Regions from separate parts of the Homo sapiens genome. Here all the other regions are linked to region 3. The links are chromatin contacts, found by Hi-C or POLR2A ChIA-PET in ENCODE. All regions are on one chromosome and are shown on one strand. The core of a region is the stretch at or near the end of the contact, and the rest is flanking DNA. Distances in the headings are between cores, read along the strand shown.

What was found. Hi-C counts contacts between places; a loop is a spot of excess contacts on that map. ChIA-PET counts read pairs that join two places held with the same protein, here RNA polymerase II (POLR2A). Pooled maps may share reads with other maps.
Region 1: a loop to region 3 is called in a pooled map, with 2.0 times the contacts of the local background. The contact joins the promoter of XYLT2 here to the enhancer-like site in region 3. A Hi-C loop is called at or near these places in 1 of 50 pooled maps. POLR2A ChIA-PET finds 5 or more read pairs at or near these places in 5 of 52 experiments (A673, Caco-2, GM12878 and 2 more).
Region 2: a loop to region 3 is called in a pooled map, with 2.5 times the contacts of the local background. The contact joins the promoter of CACNA1G here to the enhancer-like site in region 3. A Hi-C loop is called at or near these places in 1 of 50 pooled maps. POLR2A ChIA-PET finds 5 or more read pairs at or near these places in 2 of 52 experiments (HEK293T and K562).

What each region holds. Positions count from the first base shown.
Region 1 is chr17:50,343,068-50,347,897 of GRCh38, forward strand. XYLT2 (xylosyltransferase 2) reads left to right here and starts at 3,059. Exons shown (of 11, transcript NM_022167.4): 1 at 3,059-3,208. The coding sequence starts at 3,074. RefSeq lists silencers at 2,846-3,045, 3,106-3,205, 3,276-3,365, 4,181-4,475.
Region 2 is chr17:50,557,407-50,561,964 of GRCh38, forward strand. It overlaps CACNA1G (calcium voltage-gated channel subunit alpha1 G), which reads left to right and starts at 3,309. Exons shown (of 38, transcript NM_018896.5): 1 at 3,309-4,295. The coding sequence starts at 4,054. It overlaps CACNA1G-AS1 (CACNA1G antisense RNA 1), which reads right to left. Exons shown (of 2, transcript NR_038439.1): 1 at 4,522-4,558; 2 at 1-52. RefSeq lists enhancers at 2,859-2,908, 4,268-4,558 and a silencer at 3,129-3,508.
Region 3 is chr17:50,451,423-50,456,291 of GRCh38, forward strand. The region is part of intron 1 of ACSF2 (acyl-CoA synthetase family member 2); the gene reads left to right. Among named protein-coding and RNA genes, the nearest start is that of CHAD, 15 kb to the right of the region's middle. Within about 2 kb of position 1,314, at least 4 of the 41 ENCODE cell types and tissues checked have a DNase peak (open chromatin) inside an H3K27ac peak, as active enhancers do.

The DNA of each region.
Region 1 (4,830 bases), core at 1,809-4,308, 110 kb before region 3:
ATAAGCAGAAAGCAGATAAAGGCCACGGGACAGAGCCCGAGGAGATGCTTGGAGGCACAGCCTGGAGGTTTTCCTGCAGGGACCTCCATGCCTGCTGGTGTTGGACCAAATTCGGACTCTAGCTGCTGCAAATGCATTTGAAAACATTCAGCATACATGCCTCATAAAGTAGCCCTAAAAATGAAGACTATAAGGATCATTTCTTCACATAAGAAAGAATATATCATGCAGGCAGCCCAATTATGACTAAAGACTGCTTTCCTATTCTGCTTTTCTGAAAACCATTTTGTATTTTCAAGACTTTTTACAATAAAAGAAAAAAGCACAATGGAACCTATTAGAGAACCCGAAGAGGAGACAGAGGGAAACAATGATTCTTGCAATTTATATGGTGAAATCTAAGCCAGTCTATGCATGCTATACCTCAATAATCTGGGATTTTATTTTTAATTATTTTTTAGAGACAACTTGCCATGTTGCCCAGGCTGGTCTCAAATTCCTGGGCTCAAGCGATCCTCCTATCTCAGCCTCCTGAGTAGCTGGGAATTACAGGCACCACAATAACCAGATAACGAATTTGTTTAAAAAAAAAAAAAAAAAACAACAGTGGGCTGGGCTCGGCGGCTCATGCTTGTAATCCCAGCACTTTGGGAGGCCGAGACAGGTGGATCACAAGGTCAGGAGTTTGAGAATAGCCTGGCCAACATGGTGAAACCCCGTCTCTACTAAAAATACAAAAATAAGCCGGGCATGGTGGCGCGCACCTATAACCCCAGCTACTCGGGAGACCAAGGCAGGAGAATTTCTTGAATCCGGGAGGCAGAGGTTGCAGTGAGCCGGGATTGTACCACTGCACTCCACCCTGGGTGGCAGAACGAGACTCAAAAAAAAAAAAAAAAAAAAAAAAAAAAAAAAAAAGCCAGGCGCGGTGGCCACGCCTGTAATCCCAACACTTTGGGAGGCTGAGGTGGGCAGATCATGAGGTCAGGAGATTGAGACCATCCTGGCTAACACGGTGAAACCCCGTCTCTCCTAAGAATACAAAAAAAAAAAAAATTAGCCAGTCGTGGTGGTGGGCGCCTGTAGTCCCAGCTACTACTTGGGAGGCTGAGGCAGGAGAATGGCGTGAACCTGGGAGGCAGAGCATGCAGTGAGCCGAGATCGCGCCACTGCACTCCAGCCTGGGCAACAGAGCAGACTCCGTCTCAAAAAAAAAAAAAAAAAAAAGAGAGAAATGGGGGAAAGGAAAGGAAAGGATAGCCACTAAAATGTTAATGATGATCATCTTAAGGGGTGGGATTGTAGGTGACTTTTACTTTTTTTCTTATTCGTTTAGTGTTTAAATGTTATATAATGGATATTTATTACTTATATAATCAGTGAAAAATAAAGCTATTTTCATTGTTGTGGGGGGAATTCTTGGCAGGTAGAAGTCCCTAGAGGATCTGATTTAATGAGCACACAAGATCAATATTTAATTAACATATCAATTGCCGGGATGTCAACTGATGTTTTCCAAAATCATTGAAGTGTAGGCTCTCTTAAGTAGCCAAACTGTCGTCGGAAACATAGTTTACAATTCTCCCATTTAACAAACGCGGAGGAACAGAATGATTACAAATGCTAAAGCGCAGAAGACGATTAAAGGAGGTTATTTATGTACCATCAAATGCTTGTGTATCCTGTACACATCAGTTTAGAATTCTCTCATCAACCCAACCTTGTGGCAACTTCCAAACCCCTCCATCATGGCCTTCTAACTTTTCAAACTTTTTTTTTTGTAAGCCACTTCTCTTTCCAGACCTCTCTGTAGTGGTTCCTAACGTCTTCCCTTTAAACCTTCTAACTTGTGTTTGCTATTTTTATGACTTCCTCCTCCCAGTGCCTGGCTTCCCCAGCTGGGGATTCACCTTGCTTTGGTGGCCACTGTTTTGCTCTTCTCGCCTTCCCTCTCTCCATGGGCCTGCCAGGCTTAGGGAAGGCCGCAGGTGCTTAGACCTTGTCCAATGCGGTGCTCATTGAACACGCCGGGTTCTCAAACAAATGTTAGGGACAGCTGGTTAGACGGGAATCTGGGCCTCCCCTGCTTGCTTTCCGCAACATTTCTTGAGCATTGCTGGGTGTCCAAGGCAGGGCGAGATCCCAGAGCAGTCACGACCGGATGTATGATTGGTGCTCACTGCACAGTGCTGGGGACGCACAGGGAGGATGCCACTGATGGTGTAGGGGGTGGGGACTTGGCAGAGGGAGCAGCATGTGTCGAGGTCTACTGGTTCTCCAAGTTTGGTCCCAGAGCAAAGGCATCAGCATCACCTGGGAACCTGCTGAAAATTCTAATGCTTAGGCCTCACTACCGACCTACCAAAGCAGACACTCTGGGGGAGGGAGGAGGGGCACTAAAAATCTGTTTTATCAAGACCTCCAAGAGACTCCAACACACGCTAGAGTAGTTTGAGAACCACGACTCTGGGAGCGGCCTGAGGATGCTTAGGATGAGCGCAGAGCGGAAAGGAGGATTCGTGAAGGCTCTCTGATGCCAGTCAAGGGGTTAGACTTTGCCCCGCAGGTGCGGCCTCCAGGTTTTTAAGCAGACGCCTGTGGCTCTCACACGCCCTCTCCCAAGGCGGCGTCTCTGGGAGCCCTGGCGTTCCCTGGGCCCCCGGGACCGAGAGCTTACCCGCGTGGGACTGAACTCGCCCACGACCCCCGACACCAGGCAAGAGAGGTTGTGCCGCAGACCCTCCACTCCCCAGCACCAGGCGCTCGCCGTCCAGGTGGAGGGGAGCACACGTGGGAGCCAGGGGCACCGGCGGAGACACGAGCGCAGAAGGCACGCGCTCAAGCCCACGCCCGCGACTGCCGGGACTGAAGGTGTTGCGAGCCCCGGCTCCACCCCTAGCCTGCGGTGCGCCGTGCTTTGGCCCCGCAGGCCCCGCCCCCGGCCCCGCCCCGGCGCGCGCCCGGCCCGCCTCCCTAGGCGTGGAGGAGGGGGGGCGGCTCAGCCCCGCGCCCGTGCGCGCGCTCGCGGCCGGGTTGCAGGGCTGGGCGCGCGCCCCGCGTCCCGGGCAGGAAGATGGTGGCGAGCGCGCGAGTGCAGAAGCTGGTGCGGCGCTACAAGCTGGCGATTGCCACGGCGCTGGCCATCCTGCTGCTGCAGGGCCTGGTAGTGTGGAGCTTCAGCGGCCTGGAGGAGGACGAGGCGGGCGAGGTGCTCCGACGGCCGGGCGGGCGGGCAGGCCGGGCGCGGGGGCGCGCGGGGTCCTGGCGGGGCTGCGGGCGGCCCCAGCCGGGGAAGTGGGGCACGGGCCGCGTGCGTGCGTGCGGGGCGCCGGCGGTCGCCCAGAGCGGAGCATCCGGCCCCCGGCACTCCCTTCCCCAGCAGGCCTAGGGAGCTGCGCGCGGGGGCAGTGCGTGACCTGGAGACCCGGGCCCTGGTGGATTGGGAGTCGGGCGGGGGGAGCAGGTCATGCTAGGGTGGTCTCCGGCCAAGGGAGCGATGAAGGTCAGGCGCGGCGAGCGGGGCTGGGAGGCGGGGCTGGGCCCGAACCTGCTCGGAGGTGGGGAGCCCCAGGCCAAACTTTCTGAAGTTGGGAGGGGGCGGGGATATGCGCGCCGTGGGCGGAGGAGTAGGGCCAAGGGACTCAGGGCGTCCTTCCCCAGCTGAGCCCGAGGGGCAGCGGCCGGTGAGGAAGGGGAGCTCGGGGGTGGAATTCAGGCCTGGGACAAAGTGTGTACCCGGGAACTGAAGGAACAGGGAGTGACGCCGAAGGAGAGAACTGGAGTATTCCCGAGGTGTGGCTTCCTCAGCCGGGGGTTTGAAGAACCTGGATGGGTCTCCGGAGGGCAGGGAGAGGAGGAACTGAGCTGGTGAGTTGGCCTCAGGACCTTAGGGAATTAGGGAGGGGCCCTCTGGCTTTAAGGGAATGGGGACTGTAACAGAGCCCCAGCCGCAGAGCAGGGGCAACCAACAGCCGTCTCAGCCCCCAAGTCCCTGCCTCGAGGGTCTTTCTCCCTCTTCCCCGATGTGGTTTCAGCGGGAGGCTCAGACACCTCAGCGGTGTGGTGAGGAAGGGTCCATTGGGTCTGGGTTCGTGCTGCGGAGATGGAGAGGACAGGCCACACCACAGCCCTAAGCTGTGGCCCAGAGGTCAGGACCTCCCTGCCCCCAGCGCCCCTGTTCTGCTGCCTCCAGGGCTCCGGGTCAGAGACTCTATCTGCTGCTGTCCTCCGGCAAGCCCCGATACCCGCGACCCCTTACCGCATCTCGCCAGTCTGGAAGGCCTGGTGTGGAGACAGAAGAGCTGCCCTTGCCTTTTTTTGGGAGAACCCAGAGGGTGGGATGGTGATGGGGGCTGGAACAGAGTCACATGAGACCATAACTCCAAAAGGAGGTGGGGGCGGGGGTGGGGCTGGCTCCGTGACATCCGTGGGGTGTAGACCTACAAGTAGGACAAGCAAGTAGGAGAGTGTTTCAGGCCCAGTGTAAGAAGACTGTTTGGGCAGATGGGACATTCCAAGATGGAATGGGCTGCCAAAGCAGTTAGGGAGCCCTCTGACCCTGGAATATGTGACCACTCTGGGCTACCGCCCCCATCCCCCACCACCTCCTCCTCCAGCTTCCTGGCTGAATGAATAGGGGAATCCTGGGCTGGAATGTTTGAAAAAGCTTGTGCGGTCCAGGCACCCATTGCTGCTTGGACCCCCTCAGCTGCTCCCTCACCTGACTCTGGGGTTGCCAGGCAGCATAACGGGGTGCATGGGAAGGTGAGTGCTGAAGCTGGACCACCCACTTCACCACTCTCTTCCAGCTCTGACCCTGAGAAGACCACC
Region 2 (4,558 bases), core at 2,059-4,558, 110 kb after region 3:
CGGCAGCTCCTCTCTCCCTCCTGGGATGAGATGTGCACGCGATGATGGGATTCTGTAAATGGGTTGGGAAGAAGGAGTTACCTCCTTAAAGGGTTAGTTCTCCCAGGAGTGCTCGAATTTCTAAAGGGGGCAGGGTCCCACATAAATCTCACTCAGAAGCAGGATTATAAGAGTTCCTGCAGCATCCCTTCCCCTTTGCTGGTCCCTCTTGAGTGTGCACCCTGTTCTACCAGCGGAACACCTGCGGGCCAGGGTCACTGGAGACAGGGCCATACCGTCTGGGCAGTCACTTAAGTAACTTCATCATTCTGAGCACCCCCCTTCCTTATCTGAAAGGTGGGGGGCCATCCACCCAGCTCTCAGGGCTGTTAAGGTGACTAAATGGGATAATGGTTGTATCATCCCTGAGCAAAGGGTATCACAGATGGGAAGATTATCTTAGCTCCGCAGGGAGCCAGATGGGCTGTGAGGGAGGGGTAAAGGCAGGGCTGGAGGGGGCTGGAGGGGCTGGCTGAGCAGGGTATATATGGGGGGGGTTCTTCCTCAAACCCAGAAAAACTCTTAGTTAGGCTTAGTGTCTTTGTTGAGAAACTGAGGCCCAAAGAAAGGAATTTCTTGTCCCTTTGTTTCCCTTTCCCTGCCTGAGGTCATTCATTCACCTAACAACTTTGTGCCCGACACTAGACAAGGCCCTAGTGAGCAAAATGAACATAGCCCCTCTGGGAACACAGAGCCTAGATAGGGAGATGATCATTTCATTACTGCAAACACAAACATATAATCCCAGCCTGGGCTAAGTGCTGTGAAGTTCCAGACTTGTGTCTGGCTCGGTGCTGTATCCTAAGCACCTTGGCACTTAAGTGGCATTGAAATACTTGCTGGAAAGAAGGCCACTCTGAGGAGGTGATGTCAGAGCTGAGGCTTGGAGGGCTGGAGTTAAATAAAGATGGTTTCAGGTCTTCTTTGCCTTCCCTGTAGGTTCTGCCTCTGCCTCCTCTCTGGCACTCAGGCTAAGGGTAAGCATCTCCGACTGGCCATCAGCCCCAACATGCCGAGTACAGGGATCAGATCCTGTCTTGCGTGGCCGGTCTCCCCTAGGTCCTGAACCCAGGGAAGTGCATGTGGATCTCAATTTATCTAGATGGTGCGTTTGTGCCTGCCCTCCTTTCGGGCATGTTCTAGAACAGAGTTCAGTCCAGAGCCCAGGGGTGGCCGGGATGATGGATGAGGGTGTGGGGCCTGCTGACCACCAGGGGACCTGATCATTGGGCTGGGCCAGCCTCTCTGTCCTCATTTTCCCCTCTGCAAAGAAGGGGTGTTGGGCGTCCCTACTTCTCGCGCCAGCCCCGGGGCCTCTATCCTGGCGGGAAGGGCAGGCCGACCCGGCAGACTGCGGCCTCTCGGGAGGGAAGAAGGTGTCAGACGCGCGGAGCAACCATAAATAGCCCCCCTTTCCCAGAAGACGGCACGGGGTTCAAGACTCAGGCGCCGCATACTCAGAATGAGAGCAGAGACTCCCGCCAGGAAAAAAAGGCACTTAGGGGATCTGCTCATTAGCATGAAATGCAAATGAGCCCGCCCGGCCTCATTTACACAACTCTGTGCATGGATTCGGCGAAAGGGCAACCAGGGAGACGACGGCGCAGCAGCCACTCTGCCACTTCCCCCATCCCCTCCCCCCATCGGCCGGGGCGGGAACTGAGACGACCCCAACCCTCTGCGGTGGCGGGAGGTGCGCGGGGGCTGCGTGGGTGGTGCAGCCTTAGGAGAGTGAACAACGCCCAGGGGTGATGGCCTCAGCAAAGTGAGGGGTGGTGATGGAGGTCATCCGACCCATCCCGCCGCCTCTCCGCAGTGGCGCAAGCGCCCCAAAATCTCCGGAGAGGGAACTGACTGACCCACTAGGTTCCGCCGTGTCTACCTCTCGCAGATGTTGGGGAAGTGCTTCCCGGCGTCTAATCCTCGCTGTTCCCCCCTCCACCGGCGCCCAGCACACCCGCGGCGCTCCGCTCCCGGGTACCCACAGCTTTCTGGAGTGGCGCCGGCGGCAGGAGAGAGCTAGAGCCGACTGAGCCCCAGAACTCGGGGAGGTAGGCGGGGCAAGGGCCGGGGTCTGCGCGTGCGTGTGCACGCGTGGAAAGCACAAACCCACGAGGGCCCGCTGCCGGTAGGGTTAAGGTGAGTGAGTGAAGGCGGCAGACCCGCGAAGTTCCAGTTCCGCGGACACTCTTTCCCTAAGCCACATAGGGACTTAAGAGAAACTGAGGCACGAAGTTGGGGGGTGGCGGTGGTGGGGACTTTGAAGGTCGAGTCGATAAAGCCCAGCTCTGTGCTTCCGCCCCCTCCCACACACTCGAGACCCCCACAGGTTCCTTCTTAGGGGTCCTCGCTCTGCTCCGCAGCCCCTCCTGGGGATCCGGGCTCTGCGGTCCAGCGCGACCTGCCTGGGGCCACGTGTTCAAGCACGAAGCCCCTGCGTGGAGTCCACGCCCTTCAAAAGGTCCCTAGGGGCAAAGGGATGAAGCCCAGGAGCGTCAATGTGAGGTCAGGTCCAGCGGGTTAGGGTTACGAGGTCAGGGTCGAAGTCTCAGAATTGACTCGGGAGTATGACCAATAAGCCCAAGAGATTTGTGGAGGCCACGCCCAGACCATGCCTACCCTAGCCTTTCTCGAGCTCCGCCCGTTTCTCCAAGACTGGGCCCCTCCAGCCTGAAGCCCCACCCCCAGGACATCCAGCTCCGCTCCTTCCCTCCCCCAGTCCCGCAGCCAAGCTCAACTCCAGGGTGGGAGATTAACCAGGTGGAGACCTGGGATTTCGCTCTGGGACCCCCTGGTGACAACCCTCACCCCCGTGCCGCCTGTCTCCTTTCTTCCCCAGGCCCGCCCAGAGCTGAGCTCCGTCCTCCGGCTGCTGCCCAAATCAGGGGTCGTGGACAAAGGATGCCTGGGGCCTGCGGCCCTACGCCAGGACCCCGCGCCGAATACTCTGATTCTTCGGGCTCCCTCCAAGGGAGTCCCAAAGACCCCAATGGCCAATAGGAAAGTGGGTTCGGTCTGGGCAGCAGTCTGATTGGCTCCAGCCTTCGGGAGCGGACCCAGGGGCAAGGGGAGGGGAGAGGGGCGGTCCTGGGTTTTGGGGTGGGAATCGGATTCCAGCTGTGGTTCTCTCCCTGCGCTCCCGCCCGCACTGCCACGGCGGACGGCCAATGGGCGCGCGGCTCGGGGCCGGCGGCGTCCGGCGATTGGCTGCGGGGCTGTCTGGGGGCGGGGCCGAGGCTTGAAGTTGAAGTGAGGGATCCAGCTGTGGTGTGCGCGGGGCTCCTCGCCGCCGCTTTCGCTCGCTCGCTCCGCGTCTCGGCCGGAGGAGGAGGCTGTGGCGCCGGCGACAGCTACGGCAGCGGCAGCCACCGCGGCGGCTGCGGCGGCGGCATCTCCGCCTCCACTCCCGCCCGGGACTGCCCCCCACTGTCTCCCCGCCCCTCCCGGACAGTGAGCCCGCGGCGGGGCGGGGGAAGGAGCCGCCCCCACCCCCTCCAAGCCCACCCCTAAAGAGATCCCTCCTCCCCTCCCCCGCCGCCTGGCGCGGAGCCGGGACGATGCTGACCCCTTAGATCCGGCTCCAGCTGCGCCGCGGGAAGAGGGGGCGCCCCTCCCCGGACCCCCGCCCTCCGCCGCTGCCCCCCTTTTCGTTCGCCCTCTCGGGGCGGCTTCGCCGAAGGTAGCGCCGAATCCGGCAACCGGAGCCTGGGCGCGAAGCGAAGAAGCCGGAACAAAGTGAGGGGGAGCCGGCCGGCTGGCCCGGGAAGCCCCAGGGGCGCAGGGGAAGCGGGACTCGCGCCGGGCGGGGTTTCCCTGCGCCCCGGCGCCCCGCGGGCAGCATGCCCCTGCGGGCAGGGGGAGCTGGGCTGAACTGGCCCTCCCGGGGGCTCAGCTTGCGCCCTAGAGCCCACCAGATGTGCCCCCGCCGGGGCCCCCGGGTTGCGTGAGGACACCTCCTCTGAGGGGCGCCGCTTGCCCCTCTCCGGATCGCCCGGGGCCCCGGCTGGCCAGAGGATGGACGAGGAGGAGGATGGAGCGGGCGCCGAGGAGTCGGGACAGCCCCGGAGCTTCATGCGGCTCAACGACCTGTCGGGGGCCGGGGGCCGGCCGGGGCCGGGGTCAGCAGAAAAGGACCCGGGCAGCGCGGACTCCGAGGCGGAGGGGCTGCCGTACCCGGCGCTGGCCCCGGTGGTTTTCTTCTACTTGAGCCAGGACAGCCGCCCGCGGAGCTGGTGTCTCCGCACGGTCTGTAACCCATATCCTTCGGGGCACGACGGCCAGGCGCGGGGTCAGAAGGGGGACGGGCCGCACCGCCGGGGGTCGGGGGGGAAGAAGACCCACCGCCAGGTGAGTCGAAGTGAGCCCGGAGGGTAGGCGGATGGGGGGGGGGCTGCCAGGGAGGGGAGGGGGCACCAGAGTGGGAGCGGAGACGCGAGCAGGTCTCGTCGGTAACCCGGGCTTACCCCACCTGCGTACACACACCTCAGTCTTCCTGGGTTGGGGGGGTGGGGATCCAGGC
Region 3 (4,869 bases), core at 64-2,563:
CTTGCCAACACTTGTTATTTTGTTTTTTTATTTTTTATTTTTTTGAGACAGAGTTTTGCTCTTGTCACCCAGGCTGGAGTGCAATGGCACAATGTTGGCTCATTGCAAACTCCACCTTTCAGGTTCAAGCGATTCTCCTGCCTCAGCCTCCCAAGTAGCTGGGATTACAGGCACCCATAACCACACCCGGCTAATTTTTGTATTTTTAGTAGAGACAAGGTTTCATCATATTGGCCAGGCTGACCTCGAACTCCTGACCTCTGGTGATCTGTTCGCCTTGGCCTCCCAAAGTGCTGGGATTATAGGCGTGAGCCACCGCGCCCAGCCCTTGATTTTATTTTATTTTTTTGCCTTCCAAGTGAGCATGATGTGGTACCTCATTGTGGTTTTAATTTGCGTTTCATCTGCTTGTTAGCCATTCATAGATTACCTTCAGCAAGATGTCTACTATTTTTTAATTGAGTCATTATGTGCATTATTTTTAATTCATTCATTTGGTCATTCATCTGAGCACCTCTTATGTTCCTGGCACTCAGACACTTGGGATAAAGCAGTGAACACATTAGTTGCCAACACTGGAAAGTCAAGAGAATTCTTAAAAAATAAAATTTCTTGCTCCTGACTTCTCTACTCAGATCTGGGCCTGAGTTCTCAGGAGCCAGCCCTCTGCTGGCACCTTTAAGGTGGGGCTGTGCTTTGTTTCTTCAAGGCTCCTATCTGGTCTCAGTCCCACCTGGGCCCTGAGAGCCTTGGGTTTTACAACACCCATGCTAAGTAGCTGATGCCTTTCCAAGTAGTTACTTTAGTTCTGAGTTGAGAACAACTGGCACTGCTGTTTTTCCTCTAACTCCTTAAGCTTCCCATGTCGCATTGAAAAAAAAAATTCCTAAAACCAAATCCCTTTAAGAATAGAAGTTGGGGCACCGTGGCTCATACCTGTAGTCCCAGCTACTTGGGAGGCTAAGATGGGAAGATCTCTTAAGCCTGAGAGCTTGAGGCTTCAGTGAGCAGTAATTGTGCCACTGCACTACAGCCTGGGTGACATAGTGAGTCTCAAAACAAAACGAAAAAATAGAAAAAGAAGTGTCGGGTCGAGGGGTGGGGCCGGGGGAGGGAGAGCATCAGGGTAAATAGCTAATGCATGCAGGGCTTAATACCTAGGTGACAGGTTGATAGGTGCAGCAAACCACCATGGCAAACGTTTACCTGTGTAACAAACCTGCACGTTCTACACGTGTATCCCAGAACTTAAAATAAAGTTAAAAAAAAGAAAGAAAGAAAGAAAAAGAAGTGGCCACCCTTTATGCCCCAGGCATTTGTGGTGTGGGCAAGGAAGGAGAATTGGTTTGTTTATGCTTCCTCTTTCGAAATGATGGGTGGGTCCTATGTTTATGAGCACATTGCATTGATATGAGTTTGTAGAACTCTTTTAATTCCTTGGAAGAGCCACCTGTTTCCAACTCAACCCTGCCCTACCCTGGTCCCAGTTTCTTGGGATCAGTTAGTAGAAATTGTGGAATAATAAAATTGAGGTTATATTATCTCTGATGATCAGATAGGAGATAAATTCCAAACCAGAAGGAACAGGAATCACCTATGCCCTCTCCTTTCTCCCAGATCTGAGGGTGGGGCATGGGCAGGCATGGCTGTAACGTTGAGGCAGTTGCACCGGGTCCTCTGCTCCTGGCTCGGGTGTTCATCCGCCACGTGATCCACTTGATCTCTTTGTACTTCAGCTTCTTTACCTGTGGAATGGGAGTTCATGATACTCACCTGCATTTTTTTAAACATTTTTTTAAAATTTGGGACGGAGTTTCACTCTGTGGGCCAGGCTGGAGTGCAGTGACACAATCTCGGCTCACTGCAACCTCTACCTCTTGGATTCAAGCTTCTCCTGCCTTGGCTTCCTGAGTAGCTGGGATTACAGGCACACACCACCACACCCAGCTAATTTTTTGTATTTTTAGTAGAGACGGGGTTGCACCATGTTGGCCAGGCTGGTCTCAAACTCCTGACCTCAGATGATCCACCCACCTCAGCCTCCCAAAATGTTGGGGTTACAGGCGTGAGCCACCGCGCTCGGCCTCACCTGCATTTTTCTAGGATTATATTAGTGTGTCTCAAAGAAACCCAAACTGAGAGTGACTGAAAGAAGATGGGGGCAAGGGAATGGTTGTGTGTCTTGACTATTATCAATATCAATATCCTGGCTATAATATTGTACTATAGTTTTGCAAGATGTTAACATTGGGAAAATTTGAATATTGATGCTGAAGAATGCATGAGCTATTTCTGTATTGTTTCTTTTTTGTAGTTTTTTGTGGTTGTTGTTTTGGGTTTGTGTGTGTGTGTGTGTGCTGTTGTTGTTGTTGTTGTTGTTGTTTCTGAGACAGGCTCTTGCTCTGTTGCCCAGGCTGGAGTGCAGTGGGTGTAATCAACCTTGAACTACTAGGCTCAAGAGATCTTCCTGCCTCAGCGTCCCAAGTAGCTAGGAGTACAGGTGCATGCTACTATGCCTAGCTAATTTAAAAAAAAAAAAATTGCCAGCCTGGGCAACATGGCAAAACCCCATCTCTACAAAACATACAAAAAAATAGCCAACCATGGGGTCATACACTTGTAGTCCCAGCTACACAGGAGGCTGAGGTGGGAGAATCACATGAGCCCGGGAGGTCCAGGCTGCAGTCAGTGAGCCATGACTACACCACTGCACTCAAGCCTGAGCGACAGAGTAAGACCGTCCCAAATTTTTTTTTTTTTTTTTTTTTTTTTAGAGACAGGGTCTTGCTCTGTCACCCAGGCTGGTCTCAAACTCCTGGGCTTGAGCAATTCCCCTGCCTTGGCCTTCCAAAGTGCTGGGATTACAGGCATGAGCCACCGTACCTGGCCTGAATATCATTTCTTACATCTGCATATCAATCTACAAATATCCCAAAATAAATAATTTAATTTTCAAAAGCAAAAAAAAGAAAAAAGAAAGGAGATGGGAGTTTCTTTATCTGGGAGACAGCCAGTCTGTGACTGGTGTGGTAGCTCCTGCTGTCCAGGCGTCAGGCTCCTCTCTTGTTGCTCTGTGGTGCCCCAAATCACTATGTGGTCCAAAATGCTACCATTCTTTTCCCGTCACAAGCAGCATTCCAGCCTGAGGAAGAAAAAAAAGAGAAGATGTCCCTTCCTCTGAAAGTTTCTTCTCTGAAGTTGCACACACTATCTCTCTTTAAACCCCACTGGCCAGGACCTCACCATCTGGCCAGATCGGCTGCCGGGGAAGCTTGGAAACCTGGTCTTTATTCCACACAACGTGGCCAGCTAGATGTCTGAGGGTGTGTCATGAGAGAAGAAGGACCTATTGGGGTTTCTGTCACACCACCTGTCAGAGCCGCTGTGAAGACACAGGAGAAAACACATATGCCAATTGAACTGGATTTTTTTTTTTCCCCCATAAATCAGCCTGCCGATTTCCCAATTAGAATTTCCAGGAGACCACTGTTTGGTCTGAAAACCATGGTGAATAATGGAAAACCAAGTTCCAAACTAAATGGGACTCCTGGTCATTGTGAGAATAGGAGGATGCTTGTTGTGAGGCTGAACACCTGCCGTCCGGCTGGAGTGTGCAGTGGCACCATCTTGGCTCACTGCAACCTCCGCCTCCCGGATTCAAGAGATTTTCCTGCCTCAGCCTCCCGGGTAGCTGGGACTACAGGCGTGCACCACCACGCCTGTTTTATTTTTGTATTTTTAGTAGAGATGGGGTTTCACCATGTTGGCCTGGCTGGTCTCAAACTCCTGACCTCAGGTGATCCACCCACCTCGGCCTCCCAAAGTGCTGGGATTACAGGTGTGATTCATCATTCCTGGCCAGTTCCCAGACTTTATAGGTGGGGAAGGTGAGCTTTAGAAAGGAGAAATCCTGTGTCTTAATTTGAATTCTCCTGAGAACAAGGACTTGGGTGCAGGTAGTTTATTTTGGAGAGTGATCCTAGGAAGTGGGGATAGGAAGTAGAGAGAGTAAACAGGGAGTGGGGAAGCTGATGAGGGGATGTTATTAACATCATCACCCTAGGCAACAAGAGCTTCATTCACCTGGACCTCTGAGAAGGTACAGATACCTCCCAGAAAAGGGGAGACTTGGAGCTCCAGCCCCATGGGGTTGACTGCTGTCCCTGGAGGCATGAGCTCCTCTTCCAGGCTGGGCTGGCCTGCAGAACCAGGGACTCCCACATTGAGGAAGTTCCTGAGCAGGCAGCAGACTCCCAAGGAGCCACCCCAGCAGCTGTAGCTAAAACCAAGGGTGGGCGGAGGAGCTGTGACATAAGACACCCATCACCCACCCAGCCAGCAGCACACCTGCATTGAGACCTCGGGTCCTCGAGTCCCTGGCCTGGTGCATTCTCCCCGTGTCCCCCGAGCTTCAGAGCATCAGCAGTGTTCCTCCTTCACTGTGACGCTTGTCCTCACTTCCCAGGTGAGGAGTCTAAGAAAACAGCCTTTCCATCAGCCCCTGTCGTGACAGACCCTCCAGTGGGATGGTAGTGGCTGCCTCACCCATTTACAGGGCAACCCAGTTTTGCTCCTTCTGCCTTGAAATTTGTTCCTCCCAGAAACTGTCCCTCACAAGGCATGAACAATCAATAGAAGATATACGTGGTCTTCCCAGCACTACAGCTGCAGAATGAGCTGTGGAGTGCCCCGTCCGGAGTCCTGAACAGCTTCAAACTTTTCCCCTTTAGAAATGCCTGACACGCCCCAACCCCAGTAATCATCGTGCATTTAACTTAGGGGTTGCCTCACCCTTGGGAGATCCAAACCCCCAGGCTGACTTCCTGTCCTTCATGGAGGAGAAGGCTCTTGTCTGCAGTGTACTCCTCA